Regions from separate parts of the Homo sapiens genome. Here all the other regions are linked to region 1. The links are chromatin contacts, found by Hi-C or POLR2A ChIA-PET in ENCODE. All regions are on one chromosome and are shown on one strand. The core of a region is the stretch at or near the end of the contact, and the rest is flanking DNA. Distances in the headings are between cores, read along the strand shown.

Region 1 (2,700 bases), core at 37-2,536:
CTATTTTAAAGAAATAATAATTTTGTAAAGGAAACAAAAAGTTATACTCAAAGATATCCTTGCAGTGCTACAATTTTTAATGGGGAGAATTGGAAACAAGCTCAGAACAATAAAAGGGTGGGTGGTTAAATATGCTACTTAGAATGAAATATGCTGGCATTAAAATGAGATTTTAGTAATAATCTATGGTCATAGCTACCATTTATGAAGAGTTTACTATATGCCAGGCCCCAAGCTAAGCACTTTGAAAATATATTATTTTATTTAAATCTTATTACAACAGATTAGTAACCTCCCAACTTCCAACAATTTTATCACCTCATTTAAACTCATTTGACAAATTAGAAAATGGGGGAAAAAAGTGTTAACATGAGCAAATTCTCTTGATATTCCTTTAAGCAAAAAAAAAAAAAAAAAGGAAGTATACAAAGTTGTATGCACAGTAGTCCCCTCTTATCTGCTTATCTGCATGGGATGCCTTCCAAGACCCCCCACCAGATGCCTGAAACCTCAAATAGTACTGAATCCTATATATTCTCTGTTTTTTCAAACTGATAACCAAAACAACTACTATGTGGTATACATCGTGGGTATTCTGGACAAAAGGATATTTCACATTTCAGGAGGACCTAGTGGGACAGCGTGGGAGTTCATCAAGCACCTTAGAATATTGCACGATTTTAAACTTATGAATTGTTTATTTCTGGAATTTTTCATTTACTATTTTCAGACTGCAGTTGACTGCAAATAACTAAAACGTTGGAAAGTGAAAGTGCAGGTGAGAAGGGACTGCCGTAGTTTCAGCTCAACTATAGAAGTACAATAAACCCACTCATAATCTTGTAAGTAGGAATAAAACTCCAAACTGCATAAAGTGCAGGTTTGTATTATTACCAAGTTCCTGAAGTATCAGTGGGGGCTGGAAGGTGGAGGACAGCTCCATCGCTAGTCATTCACATGCATTATTCTGGATACATGAAGTTTAGTGAGAAATTTACCGAGATGTTGAGTGATTTTTCTCTGTATTGTAGCATTATGGGTAATTTATGCTTTTCTGGCTTTTCCACATTTTCTACAATTAGCATGTAGACGTATTGCATTAAAAATGCTTTGAAAAGTTTAGAAAACTTAAAGCAATTTGTTTTACTAATTTTTTAAAATAAGAGGGCAATGACATCTCTATTCTTTACAGTCCTTTTAGATCTGACAGCTCAGTAATTTAGACAGGAGAGAGAAAAGACAAAGCCCAGTGGTCAGAGGGAAATGGGAGGTGTGTCCCCTCCCAGCTACAGTGAGGGGGCCACGTGACGCCTGTGGCAGCATCTGTGGTCACATATGTTACAAGTGAAAAAAATATCACAATGAGGTTGGTAAAGCCTTGGGCATTACCCAACCTCATGTAGCTACCAAAATGTTTATTAAAAAACTATTTACAAAAGAAAGAAAGACACTATTAAGGGGTAAAACCAGTTTTCTGTATTATCTAAGAATAGAGATGCTCCCCCAAGTTAGCATGAGAGGCTAATTAGGGAACAGCGCTCTTTGACAAGAAACAAGAAGCAGGCTGGTCTCCTTCTGCTGTTTGCAGGATCTTTGAAAACTGAACTGAAGTTAACTTTGAGGCCGGCCCAGCATTTGTTAAATCTGAGCTTCTGAAGCTGCCGCAGCTGCAAGGTGTGCTCCCAGCTCCTGCAGCAACCCAAGTAACCGGGGGAAGTGCCGGAGGTGGTGAGCAGAAGTAGGGAGAGGGGCGATCCCCCTGCAGGATGGGATGCCAGGCCCAGGGTTGGGCCTTACAGGAAGTGCCCAGCTTTTGTTGAGGTGGCTGTGCCAAGCAGCAGAGGGCCCGCCCTTGTTTGTTGGGGTTTTCCTACTGGGTTCCGTGATGAGGTGGCTTAAAAGCAGAAGACTCAGAGAACCCTAAACGCTGGCTCAGGCCTGAAGGCTGAAGTTAGGTGCATTTAGAGAAATCGTTCATGTATGCAGGGGGCAGCTGGAGCAGCTGAGAGAGAGAAATGTCAAGTATTAGGTTCCAGATGGGCTCCTAGCAACATAATGCTAATTTTCCAGAGTGCTTTCACCTTTCTTCAGAGCCACTCATTCGTTCCTTCAACTGATGTTTACTCAGTATTGTTATAGGCACTGGAGAAGCCAAGATAAATAAGACACCTTTGCTGCCCATCCAGGTAGGAGACAGAGAACCAACAAACACATTTCAGTGTGGTGAGTGCTGTGGTGGGCCCAAGACCAGGGCACTGTGGGCACTCCCTGGAGAAGAACCTCACCGAAGCCAGGGGTTCAAGGAAGTGATAATATCTGAGCTATGTCTTACTTTGGTGCGTCTCCGATTGTAACGGATGCAAAAAGCACTTGGGGATCGTGTTAAAATGCAGGTTCTGATTCAGCAGGGTTGGGTGGAGCCTGAGATTTTGCGTTTTTAACAAGCTCCCAAGTAATGCCAATGCTGCTGGTCCAAGGTCCACATTTCAAGTAGCAAAGTCCTAAATGATGTCTAAGAAGGAGTCAGCCAGGTGGAGAAGTGGGAAAGGATATTCCTAAGAGAAGGCACATTCCACGCACTCCACTTAGGGAGCAGGAAGGGTTGCCCCTTGAGGGAAGTTGGGGTTTTGCTGGGTAGGCTTGAAATTGCCCTGGGTTGGCCTCTTTATTCTATTAGGGGTTTAATTCATTTAAAGTTTG
Region 2 (2,799 bases), core at 212-2,711, 560 kb after region 1:
CAAGTAAGAAAAAGAATAATTAAATTATGAATGAGCTACCTAAAATGTTAACTACAATAACTAGAAATACAAAAGATCAAATATTGAAGATGATAACAGCATATCAATAGGCAATCAGATAAACTTTTAAATATGGTCAAAGTTACAATTATAAAAGTCAGTTAAAGAAATTTAATCATTTAATTCAAGAGAGGGAAAACACATTTGAAGAAAAGATGAGACTATTTGGCAATAGCTTATAAATATGTTAATCTGCAAATGATGTTATAGATGCTGCATATATATTTTTAGAATAGACCTTGATAGACCAAATAACATACTTCTTTGGCATCTAATATGGAAATGATATTTTATCGTGAACTCACTATTTCCACCATTTTAAATAATACTGAATTTCTTTTAATGTTACAGCTTTTGAAACATGGCAACATTTGTTCAGAATAGACAATTCAAGTTCTAAATTAGAATGCTGTAAATGGAAATTCCTTGATTTACCTTTTGATTATCAGTTTTTTCAGTAATAAAAATGGGAATAGTAACAACCTCATTAGGTTAAGATAAAGAACAATTAATTGAAATGATTGCAAAACGCTTTGAGGCAAAAAAGGGTGACATAAAGGAATATTAAAATTGGCTGAAGAGGAAGATAATATTTAATACAGTGACGTATCCAGATCAAATAAATTAAATAATGATGGCAGAATCACAGCTCATGAAATCAAATTATCTTGTTTAAACTCATACTAGAAAGTTGATAATATTATTTTTTGAAGTGTGCTTATGTCTGTGAAAATTTAAAGATGTTTGAGATAATTACTAAAATTGAACAACACTGATCATCAGTGATAAGATTCACAATCAATGATCATTTATTAAGCATCAACTTGGTGATAACCAGTGAGACAAAAACAAGACTAGGTCCATGCCTTCAAAGGGTTTACTACTAGGTTTGAAAGGTAAGATCTGGGCTAACACAAGAGCTCTTGTACATACTGCTTCTCTTAATGACACCAATAATCCTGCATTGTAATTTTTTTTTCCTGTTTTCTCTGTAAGCTTCTTAAGGGTCCATATCACATTTATCTTGGCATCTCTAGTGCCTGGTACACTAAGGAGATCAATATAAATGTATTGAATACACTGACAGATGGACCTAAATAAATAAAAGACCAAACAAAATTAAATAATATTAAAAAGTTATTAAGAAAATTCTATAGAACACAGACTAGGCACAAATGATTTCCAATTGCCAAGACTGGAAAATGTTTCATAAACTTGGGTGATGAACTCAGGCCTTGAATGGTTAGCTGTTAGGAATCTAACAGGAAGCAGAGGGAAGCAGCATTCCAGCAGAGGAGAGCATGAAAGATTCCAAAACATTGAAAATGGAAAGCACAAAACCTGTTCATTGAATAATGCCAGAAGCACTTGTCTAAAAGGGAACTGGGTATGTATTAGAGAAACTGAGTAAGTCCATTCTTCTTCAGGGCACAGGGAGTCATAGAAAGTTCTGGATTAGGCAAATAGAGTGATTATAAATCTGCTTTGAGTAGAGTGATTAGGCTGTTAACACATGGAATGGACTGGAAGTGGAAAAACACTAGATCCCAAGAAAACAATTAAACAAGTAAGTGACTGTGGGCAGGAGGTAAAAAGGATCTGAAACAGAGCAGTAAAAACGGAACAGAAACTTATGAATGTGAGAAAACTACACATAATGATCCCCTAATTTGTATTTTGAAACATAAAATACATATCCCCAACCCATCTACCTACTCCTGTCTTTATTACTACATTTTTAGTCTAATAAATCGCTAACATTACCTAACTTGAAATACTCCAATAGACTCCTAGTTGCTTTTCCAGCTTCCATTCTTACATCCACCTTTGCCCCACTGCACAGCAGCCATAATTATCTTTGTAGGTATCATGCCACTGCTCAATGTCCTCCAAAAGCTTCCTATTGCAATCAGAATAAATCTTTACTTTTTACTGTGGTCTACAAGACTGTCCTGGCCTTTGCTCTCCTCTCAGATTTCCTTCTCTAAAGCACTTGCTCTAGCCGAACTGACTTCTTTTTGCTCCTCTAAACACTGAGCTCATTTTCATTGAGAAACTAACCTTGCCCTAGCTACTCCCTCTGTCTACATGTTCTTGCCCTAGTTCTTCAGATGTCTGGCCTTTAAATTTTTTCACATCTCAGCTCAAATGTCATCTTCTCAAAGATGTCTTCTCCAATCACTATTCCTAAAGTAGCCATCCCACTGGCTACTCTCCTTCTAGCTATCTAGTTACTCTGCCTTATTTCTTCAGAAAAATGATCACCCTCTGTAATTATTCTCTTTATCTATACATGCTTACTGTCTCACCACTCTCCCCGACACCACACTAAAATATACAACCTGTGATGGCAGCATCCTATCTGTGTTATTCACCACTCCACTCTGTCCCCCACAGTGCAAAGGGCAATTATGGAACATAGCGATGCTCCATAAATATACATTTTTTCAAAAATTCTTATCACAAAGCTAGAAAACAAGTAACACTTTATAACCTTATCTGGGCTGTACTTCTTTTATATTATTAGGAAATTCCTCATAGACTGAAATGAAAATCATATATTTTAGATCATATAGTACCTTATAAAGATGTAAACTAAATTTATACAAGCTATTCAGCTTTTACAATTAAATAATTTGGTGGACTTAAAATAAGACTAACCGCCTTACCTCACAAGCTAAGTATTTGCCAGAAAATTTATATAGAAATGACAAGGAGACTTAATCTAAATGTGGAGAG
Region 3 (2,787 bases), core at 288-2,787, 530 kb before region 1:
ACACATTGAGAACATTTCGACAAAATTGAAAGTGGAAATGCTCTGGGGCAACATATTTTTTTGCACCTATCACTGTTTGAAAGAGAAGCTATAGCAAATGGATGACTGGGTGAGTCACTGGAATGATGGATCTTAGGGGCCCAGGGGTAGCAGAGTGGGAAAGGCTGCACCCATGCTCTGGAGGGTAGGAGGATTGTTATATGGGACTCACAGCACAAACACGTGTGGATGCAGTGATTGTCAAATGATCCAAGGGCATGTCTTGTTGCTCCTATTTTTTTTTTCCTGTCTGAATGGAAAACAGCAATTTCCTCCATTCCTGGTTATTGCAGATGATCTGATAATTTAACCTGAGAGCCGTTATTTCATCTTATTTTATTTTAAAACTCAAAAGAAGTATACTGTTCTCATCTTAAACAGTGAGATGTCTGGTCTTTAATATTACTCTTTCTTAACATACAATAAGCTAGCAGTGTGGTGATGACATGTAGATACCTCCTAATGTGCCATAAAATCAAGGCATGCATTTTAAAATGTTTCGTGCCCAGAAATCCAAACTTTTATAGTTGTTGAGCAGCCATCTTCATATGGTCTGTTCTGAATTCTTAAAACCTGCAGGAGCTCATCAGCCTAACCTGGCCCCTTCCAGCTCATCCCCATGTCCTATTTTGCTATATTTGAGCATAACAAGATTTTATCTCTTCCTTTTTAAAAATTAATTACCTAATAAATATGACCAAAAATTGTTAAATAATTTTTTAATTACCTAATAAATGTGACCACAAATATTAAATAAAATTATATAGATTAAAATGCTGACGTTCTCTTCTCCCCCATCCTATTCCCTTGCCTAGAAGGAACTTCTGTATAAAAAACTTGCTGGGTATCCTTTTAGAAATTTTATGGTATATTAATCTTGTATACATATACAACTGTGGGTACCTATACAACTATGTCTCTCTTTCTTTTAATACACTTCAAATTCTTGCTATATACCATAATATACTTAACCATATCTCCATGATGGACATTTAAATTGTTTGGAGTTTTTGGCTATTACAAGCAATATTGCAGTAAACCTGTTTGTATAATTTTTCTGCACATACTCCTGTAGAATTACTAGAAGTGCCATTTCTGAATAAAAAATTGACTAGTATTACCAAGTTACCCTATAAAATGCCTAATCAGTTTATATTCTAACAGGGTATGAAAGTGCCCATTTCTAGCCAACATTAGATACCCTCAGTCTCATACTTAAGTATTTTTTTTCCCCTAATCAGTTAGATGAAAGGTGATTTTTTTAACTAACAATTTTCTGATTGAATTTTCTGATTGTTCCGTAGGCCTGTCTGTCTTTTCCCCTAATCAGTTAGATGAAAGGTGATTTTTTTAACTAACAATTTTCTGATTGAATTTTCTGATTGTTCCGTAGGCCTGTCTGTCTTAGAGACTATAGAAGCCCAGAGAGAAGAAACAAAAAATGAGGCAGATTGGTTGGCTGTGTGGGATGGTGGGAGGAACATGACACCAGGCTTCAAGAGACCTAAATCATGCCCATTCTACAACTTGTTTCCTGTGTGACTCATTCCACCTCTCTCTGAAACCTGCTTTCCTTATCTGTCGCTGTGGGTAGGACTATGCAATTTAAAATTGCTTTCAGCTTTACCTTTCTATAATTTCATGATAGAAAAATGGGCCTTAGAGATCAAGGTTGACTGTACTGAGAGATGTCTAAGGAGTATCTTAACTCTCTTCAAATATTTGATTGATTCTTGGGATGACTATTGTTTGTATCTCTGGGGTTGACAGAATAAGAAGACATTGTCTTGGACTGAAGCAAGGGAAAAGTTTGGTTTGATACAGGGGACTTTTGGACTATACTGCTGATTAAATTCTGGAGTCAGGGCTCAAGAGAAATAGTGGAATTACCGTTAGTAAGAAATAAAACTGACATTTGCCCATTGGGGCTTAAGGTGTACTTGACTGAGACAGGGACTGGATTGATAGTTCCCCAGGTTCATAAAAAGGAAGTGTTTTAGACAGTTATTAACTTACGCATTTTGTGGACCTAGAAACTGGTAAGTTTGCTAGTTGTTCTTTCTTCTAAGTTGATTCTCTTGTTTTTTTTTCATTGAACAATCAACAAGATAGGAGGTACCCAGGACTGAAGGTTCATGAAATCAGAGGTCCATTATAGGAAGCATTTTAATGCTCACCCTAATAAGTGAAATATATTTCTTACTATCTTTAAGCCTTTATATTATTTAGAGGCCACAGAAAAATCCAAATCCAAACTGAACTTAATGACTAGTGAGCAACACATTTAAATACACAAGTTTTACCACATTAAAGGATGAAAAGCCAGTCAGCAACATGGGATCATGTTTTAAAACTGTCTCTGGATGAATGAATATCTCTACTCTTTCTTCAAGACCCAGTCCCTACAGTTGACAACCAGGGTGGTTCTCCACCAATTCCTGGCTCAGGGCTTTGCTGGAATTGCCAACATTACCATTAGAAATCATTTGGGGCTGGGCGCGGTGACTCACGCCTGTAATCTCAGCACTTTGGGAGGCCAAGGTGGGCAAATCACCTGAGGTCGGGAGTTCAAGACCAGCCTGACCAACATGGAGAAACACTGTCTTTACTAATAATGTAAAAATTAGCCGGGCGTGGTGGTGCATGCCTGTAATCCCAGCTACTCGGCAGGCTGAGGCAAGAGAATTGCTTGAACCTGGGAGGTGGAGGTTGTGGTGAGCCGAAATTGTGCCATTGCACTCCAGCCTG
Region 4 (2,700 bases), core at 9-2,508, 560 kb before region 1:
AATTACCCCAGTTGATTTTTAGGAGAGGAGCAAGAGAGGGTTGACAAAAATATGGAGAAAGAAAGGTTAGGTATTTTGCAGGAGGGAGAGAAAGGTAGATAATACTAGAAGATACTTTGAGGTGGTGAGAGAGACCACCATCCATCATGAGAATTATCCAGTGGATTTTTGAAAATGGTCTCCACTAATAGTTTGATGAGATTTAGTAGTCCTATTGGAGTAGAGGGCCTGCATGAGCTAGCATTAGGATGGGACGTTCATTGACCTTGACAGATTTCCAAAGCACCCTTTGGTGGAGCTGTGAAGGTCACACTTTCCAAGGAGAGGGCTATATTTTGGTTAGTTGCTGATTTGCTGCCACAAGTAAAGATGAACAGACATAGAAGGTTGAGGAAGGAAAGAGTCATGTTGTCTTTTTTCTTTGCTTGTGAAGATGTCCCAGGCTTACAGGACAAAGAAACACAAAGCAGATGAAAGAATAAAGGAAATAGATACCTTTTGAATTTGAGGGGTGTTGAGCCATGAATGGCACATACCTGCATAGCTCCCGAGTCAAACCTATTCAAGGCTTTCCAGAAATCAGATACATCATGTAAAAATAGTGCTTCTCAAATTATCTGTAGGGAAGGGCTCTTTTTATTGTTAAGATTGTGATCTGTTTCCATTTTATAAAATATCGTGTGATAAAAAATGAATTTGAAAATTAATTAAAAACAAAGACATGAAGAATGCAAACCCATTTTGTTTTCTGTTACTAGACTCAATAGGCACAAGATTGTTCTGTGAAATTGTTAAAAGTTTCTAAGTGCCTGCTTTTGATTTCTGAAATTAGCTCTTTGTGGGCTCCTTACACCCCCAGAAGCAAGAGTGGGCCTCACTTTGCCCAGTGCTGATGGAGAATTTAACGGCAGCTCCTTGATAAGACCCTGGCTTGTTTACAGAGTTCCAATTCCCTGAGCTCTTCCCAGAGTGCCTAGCCCAGTGCACAGCACATTGTGGATACTCATCAGATAAATGCCGGTTAAAAGATCCCTTGAATAGATGATTTTTGAATGTAGGATAAAATTAAATTAGTATGATAGCAAGTCTCTCAAAAAAAAGTTAATTAAAATGTATTCACATGGTGGTAGGCTGAACTAAAGCAAAGTGTGTTTTACCTTGTTTGGCAATTTTCAAAAACCACATCTTTGTAGGTTTCAAAAACCTTAGTTCTCAGGATGCCACCATTTGTCCCTTGTGCTGTGTACGCACTAACCTCAGCCACAGTTCATCTTTTGGTTTTAGATTGTGTCAGCAGCTAAGGTGTGTGGAGCTGCCAGTGAGTCACCGTCAGTGAAGAGCCTCCGCTTGCTTGTTGCTGATCAAGACTTTTCCTTTAAAGCTGGCCAGTGGTAAGTGACTTTTCTGTGTTCCATGTATGTATGTTCAAGAAGGTGCCATCAGATAGAAGGTATTATTTTTTCTCCTGGAAAAGGCTAGCCATTCCCTTGAGGAAGAGGAATTCTAAATCATATCTGCTCAGGGTGAGCCTTTGTTGGCACAGAGGATCTGATTCCTTTTCTGGCCTCAGAGCCCACTTGGGTTTTGAGCCCGTGGCTCCCTCAGTCGTATATGAAAATTGCTGTCTTGTGTTTTCCACATTCAAACAAAGCTAGTTCTGGCCCATGGAACTGACAGCTCTGATAATTAGACTCTTCAGGAATGGTTGCTAACAGAATGCACTTCAGTAATCTAATCTCCTTGAGTTACGTGTTGCAGGAGATTCATAGGTTTTTTAAAAGTAGTCTTCTTCGTGTCCAATGCAGAGTAAACAAAGTATCCTGAAGAGAAGAGGAACTAGTGATGTCATCACAGGGCTCACTACCCTCTTGACTGAATTTGTCTATCATATGTACCTTATTTGGGTTGAATTTAAATACTTTGCCTAATTTGTTATCAGGATTCCCCAGTCAGGCCCAGCTCCCCAGAACCCCCACACAAATCATAAGTCTGTCCCATTTGACTCGGGACTGATCAGCATGCTGACTGGGTAACATTTCCTCCGAATGGGGCCTCCCTGAGCTTCAATTCAAGTTCAATTGTAAGGAAAGCAACTTGAATTTCCCTAGGAAAGGTGTGTTTGGGTGTGTGTGTCCTTTATTTTAATAAAGCATTCATTTCTAAATGGATTTCTGGCATGTCAGTCTTGATAGTGTTTCTTAGGAGTCACTTGACTAATTTTGGCAGTCCATCTGGAAATGTGGTTTTGTTAGAAGGAGGATGTGTGATAATAGCAAGTGTGATAATAGCAAGAGTTAGCAGTCTTGTGTGTTAATAGTTTGCCTTTGAATTTAGAACTAGAAAACAAGATGCTGATTGCAATAATTTGGGTTTGTGAAGCAATTTACTGCAATCTTTGCACATGTTCGATGATACACATTAAATGCATTTTGCCTGTTTTAGGGGGCGGGCAACATATTTACCCTTCAAAAATGGTTTAGCAGTCATTATATTGAAAAGTGGAAACTTTAATTGTAATGATCTGTTTTCCATATTTCCTTTCTGTGGAAATGTTTGTGTCCTGTGCAAAGCACTGTCTCCGTGCCTTCAACTCTGAATCCTGCCAAGACTCAGACCCAGCCTCCTGGTTAGGAAAAGCCTGTGCATTGGTTATTGTGCTGCCACCGTGGTGTGCCTGCAAGTGTAATGCACTTGCTAACC

The links. A loop is a pair of places that touch in the nucleus more often than their neighbours do. ChIA-PET counts read pairs that join two places held with the same protein, here RNA polymerase II (POLR2A). Pooled maps may share reads with other maps.
Region 2: a loop to region 1 is called in a map with no recorded cell type, with 4 times the contacts of the local background. The contact joins two enhancer-like sites. A Hi-C loop is called at or near these places in 4 of 37 single-sample maps with no recorded cell type and 5 of 50 pooled maps.
Region 3: a map of CD4-positive, alpha-beta memory T cell shows a loop between it and region 1 (2.9-fold over the local background). The contact joins two enhancer-like sites. A Hi-C loop is called at or near these places in 3 of 168 maps with a recorded cell type or tissue (CD4-positive, alpha-beta memory T cell and naive thymus-derived CD4-positive, alpha-beta T cell), 1 of 37 single-sample maps with no recorded cell type and 9 of 50 pooled maps. POLR2A ChIA-PET finds 5 or more read pairs at or near these places in 6 of 52 experiments (CD4-positive, alpha-beta T cell, CD4-positive, alpha-beta memory T cell, activated CD4-positive, alpha-beta memory T cell and 3 more).
Region 4: a loop to region 1 is called in a map of natural killer cell, with 2.7 times the contacts of the local background. The contact joins two enhancer-like sites. A Hi-C loop is called at or near these places in 2 of 168 maps with a recorded cell type or tissue (CD4-positive, alpha-beta T cell and natural killer cell), 1 of 37 single-sample maps with no recorded cell type and 10 of 50 pooled maps. POLR2A ChIA-PET finds 5 or more read pairs at or near these places in 1 of 52 experiments (T-cell).

The regions. Positions count from the first base shown.
Region 1 is chr3:16,840,730-16,843,429 of GRCh38, forward strand. No RefSeq gene overlaps it. Among named protein-coding and RNA genes, the nearest start is that of PLCL2, 43 kb to the right of the region's middle. RefSeq lists an enhancer at 1,587-1,836. Within about 2 kb of position 1,287, at least 22 of the 41 ENCODE cell types and tissues checked have a DNase peak (open chromatin) inside an H3K27ac peak, as active enhancers do; they include CD4-positive, alpha-beta T cell and natural killer cell, where a contact is called at or near this core.
Region 2 is chr3:17,397,715-17,400,513 of GRCh38, forward strand. All of the region lies in intron 8 of TBC1D5 (TBC1 domain family member 5), which reads right to left. Among named protein-coding and RNA genes, the nearest start is that of TBC1D5, 340 kb to the right of the region's middle. Within about 2 kb of position 1,462, at least 3 of the 41 ENCODE cell types and tissues checked have a DNase peak (open chromatin) inside an H3K27ac peak, as active enhancers do.
Region 3 is chr3:16,308,179-16,310,965 of GRCh38, forward strand. It overlaps a transcript of OXNAD1 not described here. Among named protein-coding and RNA genes, the nearest start is that of OXNAD1, 44 kb to the left of the region's middle. Within about 2 kb of position 1,538, at least 4 of the 41 ENCODE cell types and tissues checked have a DNase peak (open chromatin) inside an H3K27ac peak, as active enhancers do; they include CD4-positive, alpha-beta T cell, where a contact is called at or near this core.
Region 4 is chr3:16,285,058-16,287,757 of GRCh38, forward strand. It overlaps OXNAD1 (oxidoreductase NAD binding domain containing 1), which reads left to right. Exons shown (of 9, transcript NM_138381.5): 5 at 1,285-1,391. Among named protein-coding and RNA genes, the nearest start is that of OXNAD1, 21 kb to the left of the region's middle. RefSeq lists a silencer at 1,204-1,343. Within about 2 kb of position 1,259, at least 5 of the 41 ENCODE cell types and tissues checked have a DNase peak (open chromatin) inside an H3K27ac peak, as active enhancers do; they include CD4-positive, alpha-beta T cell and natural killer cell, where a contact is called at or near this core.